Regions from separate parts of the Homo sapiens genome. Here regions 2 and 3 are each linked to region 1. Evidence: chromatin loops called from intact Hi-C (ENCODE). Cell type or tissue: heart left ventricle. All regions are shown on one strand. Region 1 overlaps PREX1 (phosphatidylinositol-3,4,5-trisphosphate dependent Rac exchange factor 1). Region 2 overlaps PREX1 (phosphatidylinositol-3,4,5-trisphosphate dependent Rac exchange factor 1). Region 3 overlaps PREX1 (phosphatidylinositol-3,4,5-trisphosphate dependent Rac exchange factor 1).

The links. A loop is a pair of places that touch in the nucleus more often than their neighbours do. Peaks named below come from ENCODE experiments on the same cell type or tissue, not always from the same donor. Only the 100,000 strongest peaks of a DNase experiment are listed, where the experiment ranks them.
Region 2: a loop joins it to region 1, with 2.5 times the contacts of the local background. A loop is called at or near these places in 4 of 110 quality-filtered maps.
Region 3: it touches region 1 in a loop (2.4-fold over the local background); 4 of 110 quality-filtered maps call a loop at or near these places.

Annotation. Positions count from the first base shown.
Region 1 is chr20:48,683,607-48,688,606 of GRCh38, forward strand. The region is part of intron 10 of PREX1 (phosphatidylinositol-3,4,5-trisphosphate dependent Rac exchange factor 1); the gene reads right to left. Among named protein-coding and RNA genes, the nearest start is that of PREX1, 140 kb to the right of the region's middle. RefSeq lists an enhancer at 1-172. In heart left ventricle, no CTCF peak of the experiment used is centred here; a DNase peak (open chromatin) is centred at 3,001; H3K27ac peaks cover 623 bases.
Region 2 is chr20:48,759,385-48,764,384 of GRCh38, forward strand. The region is part of intron 1 of PREX1 (phosphatidylinositol-3,4,5-trisphosphate dependent Rac exchange factor 1); the gene reads right to left. Among named protein-coding and RNA genes, the nearest start is that of PREX1, 66 kb to the right of the region's middle. RefSeq lists a silencer at 1,437-1,486 and enhancers at 2,017-2,066, 3,513-4,288. In heart left ventricle, no CTCF peak of the experiment used is centred here; DNase peaks (open chromatin) are centred at 2,167 and 4,010; H3K27ac peaks cover 3,977 bases.
Region 3 is chr20:48,749,408-48,754,407 of GRCh38, forward strand. All of the region lies in intron 1 of PREX1 (phosphatidylinositol-3,4,5-trisphosphate dependent Rac exchange factor 1), which reads right to left. Among named protein-coding and RNA genes, the nearest start is that of PREX1, 76 kb to the right of the region's middle. RefSeq lists enhancers at 19-614, 2,217-2,346. In heart left ventricle, no CTCF peak of the experiment used is centred here; a DNase peak (open chromatin) is centred at 2,014; H3K27ac peaks cover 1,151 bases.

The DNA of each region.
Region 1 (5,000 bases):
CAGAACCAGCCGGGGCCTGCCGTGTCTAAAGCTGGCAGCCACTCTTCAGTGTAGCCCATCATGGCCCATTATGTTAGAAGACGAACGCATCTAACAGCTTCTCGGGAGAGTGAGGAAATCCAGCATTTCCTGTGAAATCTCCCCATCATTAAATGTTCATATCGAGTCCAACATTTTCTGAAAGCACTACGTGGGCCGAGGAAAACATGTCTGCTAACTCTATCAGGTCAGTGGGGCACTGCTAGCCACCTCTGGGGTACAGGGGAGAGTGTTCTGGGCAAGGGGATCAGCGCACACAGAAGCCCTGAGAGGTAAGGTCAGGAAACCAGCGATCTGCCAGTGGGGAGGGGCGCTGGCATGCAAAGGGCAGCTAGGTCCAAGCTCCCAGAAAGACACAGCTCAGGACAGTGTGAGGAGAGCTGGAGATACAAGGAGAAGGCAATCTAGCTTGATGGGCAGTCTGAGAGTCAGGGATGGCATGGTGAGCTGAGAGTTAGGATGTGTCAGCTTTCATCCCTCCTTCCTTCCCGCCTCCTAGAATCATTCACCCACTAAACATCTATTTAGCCTACAATGGGCCACGGCCAGGGTGAGGCACAAGGAATACATTCTGCAGTCTTCCTAAGAAAGCCGCCTGAGCTCAGGCCCAAGGTACCACTTATGACCCAACACAAGAATCCCTTGTTCTTGCCTGATTCCTCCATGGGCCGTGGGCTCCAAGAGGGTAGGGACTGGGGGGTACCCAGTGGAATACCCATCCCTGTGACTCCACGGCTCAGGGATGCCTCCTGGAGATGACAATGTTGGACAAATCCTTACCGACCCTCTCGTGCACACTAACACCCTGCACCTGTGCGTACAGGTGGCCAAGACACCAAGGCCCCTTCCACCTTGGAGCTTTCCCTCTGGCAGACGTCCATAACTGAACAGCATCTAATCTCTGCCAAGGGTGAAACCCAAGGCCTTCGTCCAGGAAGCTTTTCCTGACGGCCCCTGCCAGACACGCCGCGTCATACCTGGTAACCCTGAGCTCCGACAGCTCCACCAATGCCCTCGATCTGGATCCTCATCTCACTCCACTACCGAGACTCCTCCAGTGGCTTCCCACAGCACCAAGACGGAAATGTGAGCTGCCTGCCAAGGCCCTGCCTGAGGTGACCCACTTTAACTGCTGAGGCCACATCTCCTGCCCCTCTGACCACTCAGGCTCCAGCCACAATGGCCTCCTCCTGTTCCACCATCACTCAAAGCTCACTGCAGCCTCAGGGCTTTCGCGCCTACTGCTTCCTAAGCCAGGAATGCTGTTCCCCACACCCTCTCATGGCTGGCTCTTGCTTGTCTTTCAGATCGTGGTTAAATGTCACTTCCCCTGAGAGGTCCTGACTGCCCACTCTTCTGAACCAGCCCCATTTCCTCTTGTCCTGACTTCACGCTAAGTATTTCCTTAGCGCATTCATCAAGTTGCTGAAATTCCCTTCTTTCTATCTGTCTCCTCTTCTGTTGTCTGATTTCCCCCACTGGATGCTTACCTCTATGAGGGCAGGGACTTCATCTGTCCTATTCCCGACTGGCACATAGCAGGGACTCGGTAACACTGAGTGGGTGAATGAATGAGTGAATCTGTTTTGTCTCCCCTACTAATCTGACGATGCCAGAGGGCACAGGCCATGCTCCTCCCAGGACACCCTCCACATTAATACACACAGATTTTATTCTTTGCTTTTTAAATGTGGCATCTAAGAGATTTTTCTCTGAGTAGGGCAGAAAGAGGCCCCTCCTTCATACACTCATCATGCACAGCCAGTACGATTCCCACGAGTCTCACCAGCACTGTGCTGCACACGTCACGTGTTCTCTCACTGTATCCTCCGACAGTCCTCAGAGGCACATTTTATTATCTCCCTTTAACTGATCGTTCACTGAGGTTCAGAGAGGTTAAGAAACTTCCCCAATGTCACACAGCTAGAAAGTGAGGGAACCAAGACTTGAGTCCAAGTCTAACTCAAAGCCAACCCTTGGGGGTGATAAAGACAAATCAGGCCAGGTGCAGTGGCTCACGCCTGTAATCCCAGCACCTTGGGAAGCCAAGGCGAGAGCATTTGCAAGACCCCCATCTGTACAAAAAAAAATAAAAATTAGCTATAGAAGCCTAGCACAGTGGCACACACCTGTAGTCTCAGCTACTCAGGAGGCAGGAAGATCGCTTGAGCCCAGGAGTTTGAGGCTACAGTGAGTTATGATCACACCACTGTACTCCAGCCTGGGCAACAGAGCGAGACCCTGTCTCTAAAAACCAAAAGATAAATCAGACACTTTTTATATTCATGCAGTTCCCTAACAGTGGAGACAGATGTAGAGAGAGGAACTGCTAGGGAAAAATAAAATGTGCTGAGTAGAAATAAAAATGAATAGACAGGCAAAGTACAGTGGGAGACAGCACCAGTGTCGCTTTGTGATCTTGTACAGAACCCTTCCCCTCTCTGTGCCTCGGTTTCCTCACTTTTAAAATGGGGGTAGTGGCAGTGACTGTTTCACGGTGTTGTGTGGGGATTAAAAGACATGGCTGAATGCCAGCACATGCAGCAAAGGGCTTGATCAATATCTCGGAGGCTACCAAGTCCTTCTACCCTGGAGGACCAGGGACGCATCTTGGACAAGAAGATTCAGTAGCGGGACCCTGGCGGGGGTAGCAGGATCACACACCCTACGGCTGTGTGCAGAGCAAAGCCGTGCAGGGAGAAGAGTTTATCAGAATAATCTCCTGCAGAAAGGCTGGCCCTTTCGGACCTGCAGTTACAAAACAAGCTGCTATCTTGGCCCCATTTCAAATGGGCAGTAAAAGAAATCTCTCTAATCCTTCCTGAGGAGGCAGAACTCCTCGAAGTTCTGATCACAGACAGGCTGCCTCATCGGTCCGGACTGAGCAGTTTGGCAGGAGATGGGAAGGTTCTCTGGCCCCAGGGGGCCCGGAAGCAGGCCCCTCCTGAGAGAAAAACCTCCTTTCCTGTGGGATTAGGAGTTGGCTGAAAAGGCCAGCCAGGCTGCCCCGCCCCGCCTGCCCCAGCCAGCAGGACTCCAAGGCCCAAACTCTCCTCTCCATGGAAGCTCAGAGCTGGAGTTCCTGATCTTTGAGGAAAATAGGGCACCAAGGCCCTTGAGGGCAACAGGGCAATAGAGTCCATGGCGCCCTGCAGGTTTGAACCCTTCTACTTGCTGCCCCTCCACCACAAGCCTCAGGCCATGAGTGCCAGCTGTCCCCAAGTCCACACTAAGCCTCCGTGGCCTGCCCAACATCCATACTGCACCCTGAATGTCTATCAGCATTTCAGCCTCCACCGGGCTCCTGCTCCTTCCCAGGGACCTGCTCCTGCCTCCCCGCCTCTTCCTCCCCTTGGCTTCCGGAGGAGTGCCACCTTCTCGCCAGCAGCTCCACTCAGAGGTCTCTGCCCCCTCCTCCTTCCAATGCCATCATCGGGCCCCAGGGCCCAGGCCTGCCTCTTCTATCCCTTCAGGTTCCCCTGCACAGTTCAGGCCGTCTCATGGCTTTAAAGACCATTTAACACCATCTCCCATGTGTAGGTCCCCAATGCAGACCTTTCTCCCCAAGTCAAGATTTTGCAACCAACCAACAAGCCCACATCTCCATGTGGGTGTCTACCAGCCTGACATAACCCGTCCACAACTGCACTCGTGGGCTTCCCACGGCCCCCTGCAGCCTGCTCCTCCCGCCATCTTCTTCTCCTTCTCAAAGGAGCAACTGCAGCTTTCCAGCGCCTTAAAGTCCTGAACTCCCTTTACTTTTCCACCCCATCAGCAAATGCTGTTGCCTTTCAAGTTATCCAGAACACAGCCACTGCTCCCTGTCTCCACAATGACCATCCTGGCTCAAGCCTGGCCCACACAACCTCTCACCTGGTCCACAGCACTGTGATAAAGTGGCAGCTTTTACCCTAGGCCTCTGCAAAGGCTTTAGGGAAGTTGGGGGGAGTTTAAGTCCTTACATTCTAAATAAAGTTCCCGCATTGCCGGCAAACCTCTCTCCCCAGCTGCACCACAAGCTTCATGAGGTTGCAAGCCCTTGGCACTGTCCTCTCCGGAGTGTCTAGCACATTGTAGGGCCTTAAAACAGCCTGACCATTTTACAAGGACTGGATTTCTTCTACCTCTCCCGTGCCCCAGCCCTCTCCCTCAGGTGACCTGCGTGTAAGAGCCAGCCTGTCACACCTGTGTTCTGACCCCTTTGAACTCCAGTTATAAAATGGGGCTGTATTTCCCAAACAGAGAAAGTGGAGGCTCTGGGCACTGAGAAGTTTATAGAAGCTTCCCTCGCCCCTCACATGTAACTCAGGAAGAGACGCCTCACCAGATACTCTCCCTGCCAACACCCTGACCTAGGACTGCCAGCCTCCAGAACTGTGAAGCAATACATTTCTGTTGTTTAAGCCACACCAGTTTTGTGCACTTTGTTATGGCAGCCCCAGCCAAAAAAAAAATGGGGTGGGGGTGGGGGGCCTACCTTTATTCTTCCAGCCCTTAAAACACCTTTGTAATCAATTACCTGTGTTCAATACCTCTCTGCTTGAAATGCCTAGAGTGGCTTCTCTTTTCCCAAGTGCTACAGCAGCATTTTTCAAACCGTTAGTGCTTTGTGAAACAATGTCATGGGTCTTGCCAGCATTAATTTTGAAATGAATGAAGAAGCAACTTGAATAGAATAGAAAGAACAGAAGAGAACAGAAACAGATATTTTCAGAGTGGGATCAAGCACAGTAAGCTCTGTGAAACCTCAGCTTCAATCATATATTACATGAATGGGTGTACCAGGTCACAATGGAAAATTATGTCTGGTAGTAGGTTGAAAGACCTGATTTAGGGACCCCACTAGCCTTCTTGATCTCTGAGGGCTGCTCCATAAGGATTCAGGTCCTTTTGTCACTCTGCCCAGGATGGCTCCTGGGCAGGGCCAGGCTGCATGGGTGGATGGGGATGATCTGCCCCAC
Region 2 (5,000 bases), 76 kb after region 1:
ACAAAAAATACAAAAATTAGCCAGCCATGGTGGCTCACATCTGTAATCCCAGCTACTTGCGAGGCTAAGACAGGAGAATCATTTGAACCTGGGAAGCAGAGGTTACAATGAACTGAAATCGCACCACTGCACTCCAGCCTGGGTAACAGAGCAAGATTCCATCTCAAAAAAAAAAAAAAAAAAAGAAAAGAAAGAAAAAAAGAAATACTACAGGCAAAGCATTTAAATGGGCTCAAATCCCAGCTCTGCTGCTTACAAGCTCTAAGACCTGAAGTAAATTATTTATTCTCTCTGCCTCCATTTCCTCCTCTATAACGGGGGATAAAATGAGTACACAGGATTACAATGAGAATTACAGAAGCTAACACACATAACAAGCACTTGAATGGTCCCTGGTGCATAGCAGGTGCTCAAAAAACATTAGCTATTATTGGCCAGGCTCACACCTGTGAGCTCACACCTGTAATCCTAACACTGTGGGAGGCCGAGGCAGGCTGATTGCTTGAACCCAGGAGTTCGAGCAATCAATCAATACGGCAAAACCTCATCTCTACCAAAAATACAAACAAACAAACAAAATAGCCAGGTGTGGTGGCGCACACCTGTAGTCCCAGCTACTCGAGAGGCTGAGGTGAGAGCATCACTTCAGCCTAGGAGGCAGAGGTTGCAGTGAGCCAAGATCGCACCACTGCACTTCAGCCTGGATGACAAAGCAAGACCCTGCCTCAAAAAAAAAAAAGCATTGGCTATTATGATCTCCCCATCTTGAGTTTCTAGAGTGTCTGCAGGGAGTCCAAGCCCTGGTGCAGGTAGACAGAACCCACTGTGCTTCCTAAGGAAACCTGGATTTGGATCAACCACATCTGTAGGGCTTCTACATGCACCAAGCACACTCACATTTATCCCACACTATTTTTACTTATTTTTATTAGTTTTTTCCATCCTGCAAATAGCTCTATTATTATAGACTGCCTGCTTCCGAGTCTCCTGAGGTGAGATGAGAAGGGGAAGGCTTTATAAACTGCAGAGCCCCCCACATCCTCATCACCACCAGCGCACCCCTCTGCCCTGCCCCATCCTCCTTGCTGACTGCCAACCACGTGACTTCAGCAAGTCACCACACTTCTGAGTCAATTTCCTGGACCAAACAAAAAGGGGGGGAGGAGTAGTTGTTGAGGTTTAAGTGAAATGATGCAGGTGAACACTTTGTAACTACAAACACTTCCTGGAAAAAGTGGCAGAAAGGCTGAGCCAGGAGAGGGAGGCTGGACTAGGAAAGGGGCAGGAAGTTGCTTGTGATGATATTCTAGGGGGACAAGTCCTCTCCGAGTACCAACCATCCCAGCAAGTGTTAACCAGGGCCTGCCGTGCACCAGGCACCGAGCTGGGTGCTGGAGACACAGATATAAGCCATGACCCTGCCACGGAAGGACTTATGCATTCTTACATTCGCCTGTGTAGTCAGCAAATACTTACTGCACACCTATTATGTGCCAGGCACTGCGCTAAGAGCCAATGACACATCAGTGAATGAACAAATCAGACTAACTCCCCACCTTCACAAAGTAGTGGCAGAGACAGACTATACACTGATTTTAAAATAAAATGGCAGGTAGGAATGATTGCTACAAAGAAAACTAAAGCAGGGTAAGAAAACAGAGAAGGATAAGGTGGGAATGCCATTTCAAGGAGCTGTTCAGAGAAAGCCGTTCTGAGAAGATGGCATTTGAGCAGACACAGGGAGCAAACAGCATTGCGTGTATCGGAGGACACAGCATCATGGGCAGGGTCAACAGCCGGGGCAAAGGCCCCGAGGCACATTCAGTCTTTCCAGGACAATCCTATCGAAAACGTCTATCCCTGCTCTGTTTTCCTCACAGCACCTGTCACCATGGACATTATGTGTGTTTATATCAGTCTATTATCCATCTAGCCCACTTGAGTCTCACCTCCAGGAAGGCAAGGATGTTTGTCTGTCTAGGTCACTGTGGTGTCCCAGAGCCTAGGATTGGACCCAGCACACAGCAGACCCTCGAAAAGGATGTGTTTAATTAATTAGTCAATCAATCATCTAGAGTAGACTACTCCCACCCCCACCCAGATTCTAGGCCCTGGTAAAAGGTGCCCAGTTCTCACCCCACCCCGCCCCGTTCCCCACCACATCGGGAGAGGAAGTTGATGCAAAAAACAAGTTGCAACAACCTGTCATGAAGAGGTCTGATGCAACAGTGGGGGAAGGCAGTGGGGGACACTGAGAGGAACCCAATGCTTTTCTTCACGCAGCCCCCATCAAGGGGCTGGGGCCTGGCCTACAAACTTTCCTGAGTTCACCAACAACCCATCCTTCCTTCAACAGATATTTATGCAGAGCCTCCTCTACATGATGGGGCTACCTTATGGGTCTCAAACTGGTAACTCAGAGGCATCATTCCTTTGGCCTGCAGAGGGGTTTGAGAAACTTGGGCCTAAGTTTGAATATCAGGTTTCCCATTAAAATCCAAATTCCAAGCTTCTTTTGAAAAAACTGACACATGGGTCTCAAATGCCCACAAGGCTGCAGGTGCTGTAGAGCAGAGTGATAGCCATCACCTTCACCCAGGACAAGTGCTCCTCAATTTCCCACCACCCAACCCACTGCTGCGCCCTGTGAACACCTGAGTGTGAGACTTCTGTCCTAGACACAGGCAAGGCAAACCTGAACCTGCTACTTCGCCTTTACCCTCACCCAGGGCAGACATCACTAATGGAATGCAGATCTTTTTCCTGCTAAGTCTTCTCCAAGCCGTTCAGAATTTATCTCCCTTCACTGTTGTCAGAAATGGTCTAAAATCCTTCCCATTCACAACCCAGCTTCTCCCTACTCCTTTGGGCTCCTCAGTTGTTGATTTTTTTCCTGAAAAATGGGCTCATCAGAGTGGGATTCTAGCAGAGATTCTCAACTTTGGTACCTTGACAGTTCAGTGGATAGTTCTTTGCTGTGAGGGATGTCCTGAGTATTATAAGACACTCAGCAGCTTCCCTGCCCTCTACCCTCTAGATACAAATAACAACCCTCCTCTCCTCAGTTGTGACAATCAAAAATGTGTCCAGACATTGCCCATGTCCCCTGGAGGCAAAATCATCCTTGGTTAAGAACCATTGCATTATAGCAAAGCTAAGAAAATGGCCTCTAGACAGAGCCAAGTATTTTGGGTTCAAATCCTGGTTCGGTCATTTGCTGGCTGTGTGACCCTAAACAGCCTCTCTGTGTCTCAGCTTCCCTCTCTATGAAATGGGGATATAAAAATGGTACCTGACTGCTAATGGTATGAAGTTTCTTTTTTTTTTTTTTTTTTTGAGACAAAGTCTCGCTCTGTCACCCAGGCTGGAGTGCAGTGGCACCATCTCAGCTCACTGCAACCTCCGCCTTCTGGGTTCAAGCGATTCTTCTGCCTCAACCTCCCAAGTAGCTGGGATTACAGGTGCATGCCTCCACACCTGGCTAATGTTTGTATTTTTAGTAGAGACAGGGTTTCACTATGTTGGCCATGCTGGTCTCAAACTACGGACCTCAGGTGATGCACCTGCCTTGGCCTCCCAAAGTTCTGGGATTACAGGCGTAAGCCATCATGCCCAGCCAATATGAAGTTTCTTTCTGAAGTGATGAAATGGTCCTAAAATTAGATGGTGGTACAACTCTATGAATATACCGAAAACCATTCACCTGTACACTTCAAATGGGTAAACTGTATGGTGGTACGTGAATTATATCTCACACTATTACACCAAAAGAAGAAAAAAGAAATAGATACCTGCATCACGGGGGCATGGGGAGAATTTGATGGGTTAGGATAAAATGCACTAGGAAGCACTGTACGAACTGTAGCCCTTATCGTCAGCACCAGCCCTCGCCCATCTGGGGCCTGCATGGGCGTGTGGCTGGAAGGAAAAGCCTCAAGTGACGGAGACAGTGGTGGCTGGGAACAGGCCCTGCTTTGGGTGGCATTTCCCGCCGGAATGTCCTGGACAAAGAGAACCAAGTCACTCGGGGCCCCAGGATGCAGGGCGGGGTGGCTGGACATCCTGGGGTCCTTGTGCCTGTCTGCAGCAGGACAATGAGTGGAATGCGGTCTCCTCTCTGTGGGGCTGACACTTGACATCTGAAGACAATGACTTTCAAGAGGTTTTGTTTTTTCCTCAGTCCAACTATTTTTTTTCCATCTTCCCAAACAATTGTTCCTGGGGCTGGAGGGCGAGCAGTCCCCCCTTAGCTGGTGAAGGATTGTATTTGTAGAGTCAGGAAACAATGCACAAAAGTGAGAGAATGTAAAAATAGTGGCATTCAGGGCCCAGGCCTCAGTGAGGGAGGTGCAGCCATGGAGGTTTCCTCCCATTGATTTTTCCCAGAGCCTGCTCGGCCCCAGGGAGGGAATTCTGGCAGCAGAAGGGCCAGTCTTAGGAGTACAGACACTGGCTGCTTGGCTGCAGCTTGGGGTCTTCAGTTTAGGGAGTGTCAACTATGTACCCAATGCTTCCCACGATTGCCTCATCCTAGACAATCTCATCTCCATTTTACGAAAAAGGAGACCGAGGTTCTCAGTGGCTGACGCGGCAGCCTCAGAGCATGCAGCTAAGCAGACAAAGCTGGCCTCTGACCTCGGGGCCATCAGAGTCCAGGCTCTGACTTTCTGCCACATCCACTCTAACCCTCTCTTGCGATCTCAGCTTCCCTGACCAGCCACTCACTTCCCACTAGTGATGGGGCCACATCATTAAAGTTGTGACCCCCAAGCTCCACAAGGGAAGAAACTTCTGTCCCTGGAGCCCAATACAGTGCCAGGCCTTCTGATCCAACGTGAAAGGAGGGAGAACTTGCAGGACAGAAAGGACCCAGAGCTTGCAGACATCAGAGGACTCTCAGAGAGGCCCCAACAGCCCTTGACCATTGTGGTGGGCTGAACAATAATCCCTCAAAGACGTCCACATACTAATCCACGGAACCTGTGAATACACCACCTTCC
Region 3 (5,000 bases), 66 kb after region 1:
AAGACATGGGCTGCAGGGGCCTGTCTCATCCCACCACGCTTGTCTAGGGAGATCTCTGAGTGCAGGAGAGATGGCGGGGACAGCCCAAGATAGTGCTGGGGTCAGGGGAAGCGGAGCAGGTAAGCAGAGAGGAGGCTAGCCCTCTGCACAAGGCTGTCAGATCCTTTCCATCACCCAGAGACACGACACGTCCATGCCTGCCCCCGGGAGCCCGGCCACCTGCCCAGACTCAAGCCTCTTGGGAGGGGGCGCAATGACAGTCCACATGGCGAGTCACAGAGGAAGGCAAGACACAGGAAGCAGCTTCGTCTCTGTCCACACAGAGTGCAGAGCCATCTCAGCCAGTCTTGGGGCTTTAACCCATTTATGCCTAGTGTTCCATTACTGGAATGCTAAGCTTGTGGGAGTTACTTATATCCTACTCTTCAAGGTCATTGCCAAGGTCTGATTTTTTATTAAAAAAAAAAATTGCAACCTCCAGCATAAATGGGTTAAATCCCCTTTTTTTATGACCCCCATGTTTATATCCCCAGCCTGGACTTCTCCCCTGAAACCCCCAGACTCTTATCTCCAGCTGCAGATTCAGTGTCTCCACCTGGATGTCCAAACTCAGCCTGTCCAACACTTAATTAATGACCTTTCCCAAACTCACACCGAACTCTTCCCCACTTAATGGCACCTCTGTCTTTCAAGGGCTCTAGCCAAAACCCACTAGCCGTCCTCAGCCCCTCTCCTCTGACACTCCATTTCCAATACATCAGCAAATGTTACCAGCTTTACCTGAATACTACAACCACTGGTCCCCATCTCCACAGCCACCACCCCCCCAGTCCAAGCCATCATCATCTCCTGCCTGGACTAACACAGCCATTTCCCTCCTGGTCCCCTTCACCCTCCCAAAAGTCTGTTCTCTACACACACAGCCAGGGAGATCCCTTTAAATATGTACAGGAGATCAGTCAATCCATGCCTTTAAAATCTCCATGGCTTCCCACTGCACTTAAAATCCAAATCTTTCCATGGTCCCCATGATCTTGTCCTTGTTAATCTCTCTGATCTCATCTTCCAGTACTTCATCCTCCCACACACCTCAATATAAATAATCTTCAGCCACACTCTCATTCTAGATTCTATCCACCTGCCAAATACACTCCTGCCTCAGGACCTTTGCATATGCTGTTCCTGCTTGCAAGATGTTCTCCCCCATTCTGCCCTGAGCAGCCTCCTCATCCATCCGGCCTTAGTTCAAATGTCACCTCCGCCAAGAGGCCCTCCTCTTCTTAATGCAAACTCCTATCTTCCCATCTTGCGTTAGGAGCTCATTTGACAGATGAGGAAACTGAGGTTAAGCAATCTATACAAGCTCCTAAGGGAAAGGCCAGGATAAGCAGGGATCATGGCTGGGATGAAACCATAACCCCCAATCCAACATCAGAGGCCAGGTTTGGAAACTGGTGAGTCTGAGTTTCAACCATGGGTCCTTCCTGCTGTGTGACCTCAGGAAAGTGCACTAGCCTCTCTAAGTCTTCATTTACTCTTCCCAGTGGAATCATAGGAATACAGCACCTTTTAGAATGTCATGGGATAAAGTGAATGGAAGCTCCCTGAAGGCAGGGACCCTGCCTGTCTTGTTCACAGCTACGTCTTCAGGGCCAAATGTAGTGCTCAGCAAATAGCAGGTGCTTGAAAATCAAAGGAAGGTTTGGAATGCGCCTGGCACAGTGCCTGACCCATGCCGGAGACCTCGACTCAGGCTCCTTGGAAGTCTGTGGATCCTGTTTTTGAAACGACAATGAGCGGAGGGGACAGGGACTGGGGTTCCTAGAGGATGTTTTAACAGGGCCTGGGATACTGACAGGAAGTCAAGCTCCAGCCTCCCCAGACTAGAGGGAGACAAAGGCAGCCTCACCCAGCACAGCCAGGGAGGGCAGGAAGCTGGGAGTGCCGCACTCCGCTGGCCTAGATTGGGGCTTCCTGTCCTGGTTTCTTCACACGAGCTCTGCCACCGCTATTGTGCTGCAACAATGGGAGGCTCGGGCCACCCACTGAGGAACTGCAAACAAGCCGGTGTGAAGGCCACAATGGGCAGCTCGTGACCCGGAAAGAATGGGCAGCAGAGGCTCTGGGACCAGCCCTCCTGCTGCCCAAGGCACGACTGGCTTTTCCAGGCAGCACGGCGTCCCCTGCACTGGCAGGATGGTGAAAGGGACCCTCCAGGGCGACTCTTCCTTTGTCCAAGGCTTGACAGCTTTGAAACACTCAGGTCAAAAGCAGCTCTCATCTCCGAAGCCTCCCTTAGACACAATACTGTTCTCAGGATTTCCAGGGCTGCCTGAGAAACTCCTCCAGCCTCGGAAGCTTTGCCCATGCCTGGACCACTTGTCCTCACATCTGCCCAAGTCCTCCTCTTCATTTTATGAATGTGATGATGAAATACGTCAGGGATACAGAAAAGAATAGAGAGAAACAACAAACACCCACAAACTCATCACTACCCAGCTTTGGCAAATCTTAATACTACACCGAATTTGCTTGAAACCATTTGCAAAAAGAAATTCAACAAGTCTAGGGGAGGCACAGACTGGAAACGGGATGAGGAGGCTCTTGGGGGTGCTGGAAATGTTCTATATCTTGATCTGAGCAGTGGAGACACAGGTCACTGCATATGCAAAGCCCCAGCAGTATGCACTCGAGATTAGTTCAGTTTACCCACAGTACCATGCAAATATCAAACCTCCATGTATTAAGTAGAAAAGGCAGAAAGGAATCATTACAGAGAGAGGTGAGCCACTGGGCACCTTCTCTCCCTGCAAGGTACTTGGAGCTGGTGCTCCTCATTCCCACGCATGCCTCTGCCCACTTACCAAGCTGTGTGCATCTATAAGCAAGAGAGAATATTGTTTTGCATGTTCACAACATTTTTATAAGTAGCATGCTTTCAGCAACTTGATTTTCTCACTCAACATCATGTCTTCCACATTTACCCATGTTGATATGTACACTGGGCAACATCTGCTATCCAGACCCCACCCTTACCCCACACCACATCGAGCTGCCAGCACCTGCATCTCTTGGCCTGAAGACCCCGCTCTCATGTGCAGGGCAGGCCAGAGGTGCGGAAGAAGTAAGACTGCCTGGGAGCAGCCCTCAGTGATGGCCAGCAGGACCTGGCATGAAAAGACAGATGAGGAAACTGAGGCACTCGATGGACACTATCTCCCCGAGTGCCTTGATGGATTCAGCTCCGGTGGCCCCCATGGTAACCCGCTTGATGACACACCTTTCTTGGCTGCCTTCTCCTCCCTGCCTCACTCCCCCACTCTCCTATTGATGCTTCCTGGGGTGACCTCCCAAGTATGCTACTTGCCCTTGAATCAGTCTCGGGTCATGTTCTTTGGGGAATCCACAATAAGACAGACCTCAAGTTGTTCATTTCATTGCTTACTAGTCAAAATCACAGCATGAAGTAACCACTGCCATGCTGCAGACACTTGTTTCAAACATCCTTACTGTAAACAATGGCACTCAGGTGTAAGTTCTTTCAGCTGTATACTCTCGTCGACTGGGGTATGGGTATACAAGTTCCTCTAGGTGATGCACATGTTTCCTCGAGCCCAGGCGTTCAAGTTCCTCTAAATGTATATCCAGGTCTTCTGGGGCATAAGAGAAGGACCAGAGAGACTGTTTACTCAGCTCCCAGCCTGAGTGTTTCCAGGGTCCCCAGAGCTCTAGACTGAGCAGGAAGCCACATCATAATTGATTAGTGATGTCTGCCATGGATGTGGCAGGGAGAGGGTTAGAAGGATGATGAGTTTGCCATCTCCAACAAGCTCCCACTTAATGGAGATACCAAGAGTATGAGACACTGGTCTGAGGTCAAACAGCAAACTGGTGACAAAACACAGATTAGAACCAGGTCTCCCGATGCCAGGCCAGGTCTCACCTGTCGCCCTAACCTGAGCCCAGTGGTTCTCAACTTGGGGGTGATTTTACCCCCTAGAAGACATGTGCCAATGTCTAGAGACATTTTGGGTTGTCACAACTGAGGACAGGGGTGCTCCTGGCATCTAGTGTGTAGAGGCCAGGGATGCTGCGAAACACCCTACAGTGCACAGGACAACCCCACAAAGACACAGCTGACCGCAAACAACAGTGACAAGGTCAAGAAATCCTTGCCTCAGAAAAGGCTCTAATTAAAACCTAGAAAAAAATCCAACCTCTTCCACCGCCCAAATACTGTCTAATGCGGGCTCTTCTCACCCCACTGGCTCAGCTGCAGGTACACTGGTCTCCTTTTTGTTTCTTGAACACACCAGGCCCCCAGCATCCAGGCCTTCGCACGTGCTGTTCTTTGCCTACAGAGCTTTTCCCAAGACATTCAATTGGCAGGAGAGGTCCCTCCTCTCACAGGCCACCCCTGGACCCATATAAGAGAGGATCTCACCCACTACATAGCCACCTGAACCCTGTTACCCTTCACAGACGTCTCCGCTATTGGCTGTGCTCTTATCAATTAAGTATGGATAGGTTTGATCATTCAGTATCATCTCCCTCACTAAAGTATCAGCTCCCTCAGGGCAGAAGTCAATTTCCTTGGCCGTCTACGCAGCGCCTGGGACAGAGGCTGGCACACAGCAGGTGCTCAAGAGAGACTGGTATGTGGAGAAAGGATGGGAGAGACAGGGAGAAACTGAGAACAGGCTCCAGAAAGTAAGCTGATATCGAGCTGGGAGAGGCAACTAGAATAAGAACACCTTTTTAACTCACTAACTACACCTTTAGGCCTCATTATGTGCAGGTGCTGCTCTAGGTGTTTTAATCCTCAAACTCGAGGAGGCAGGCATTGTTATTACTATGTCCATTCTACAGAAGAGCCTAAGGCCCAGCGCAGTAAAGACCTTATTTAAAGCCACACGGCTGGCAAGTGAAGGAGCTGGGCCTTAAACCCAGACAGTCTCCATCACGCGCCATCAGTGAGTGACTGTGGACAATGAACCGCA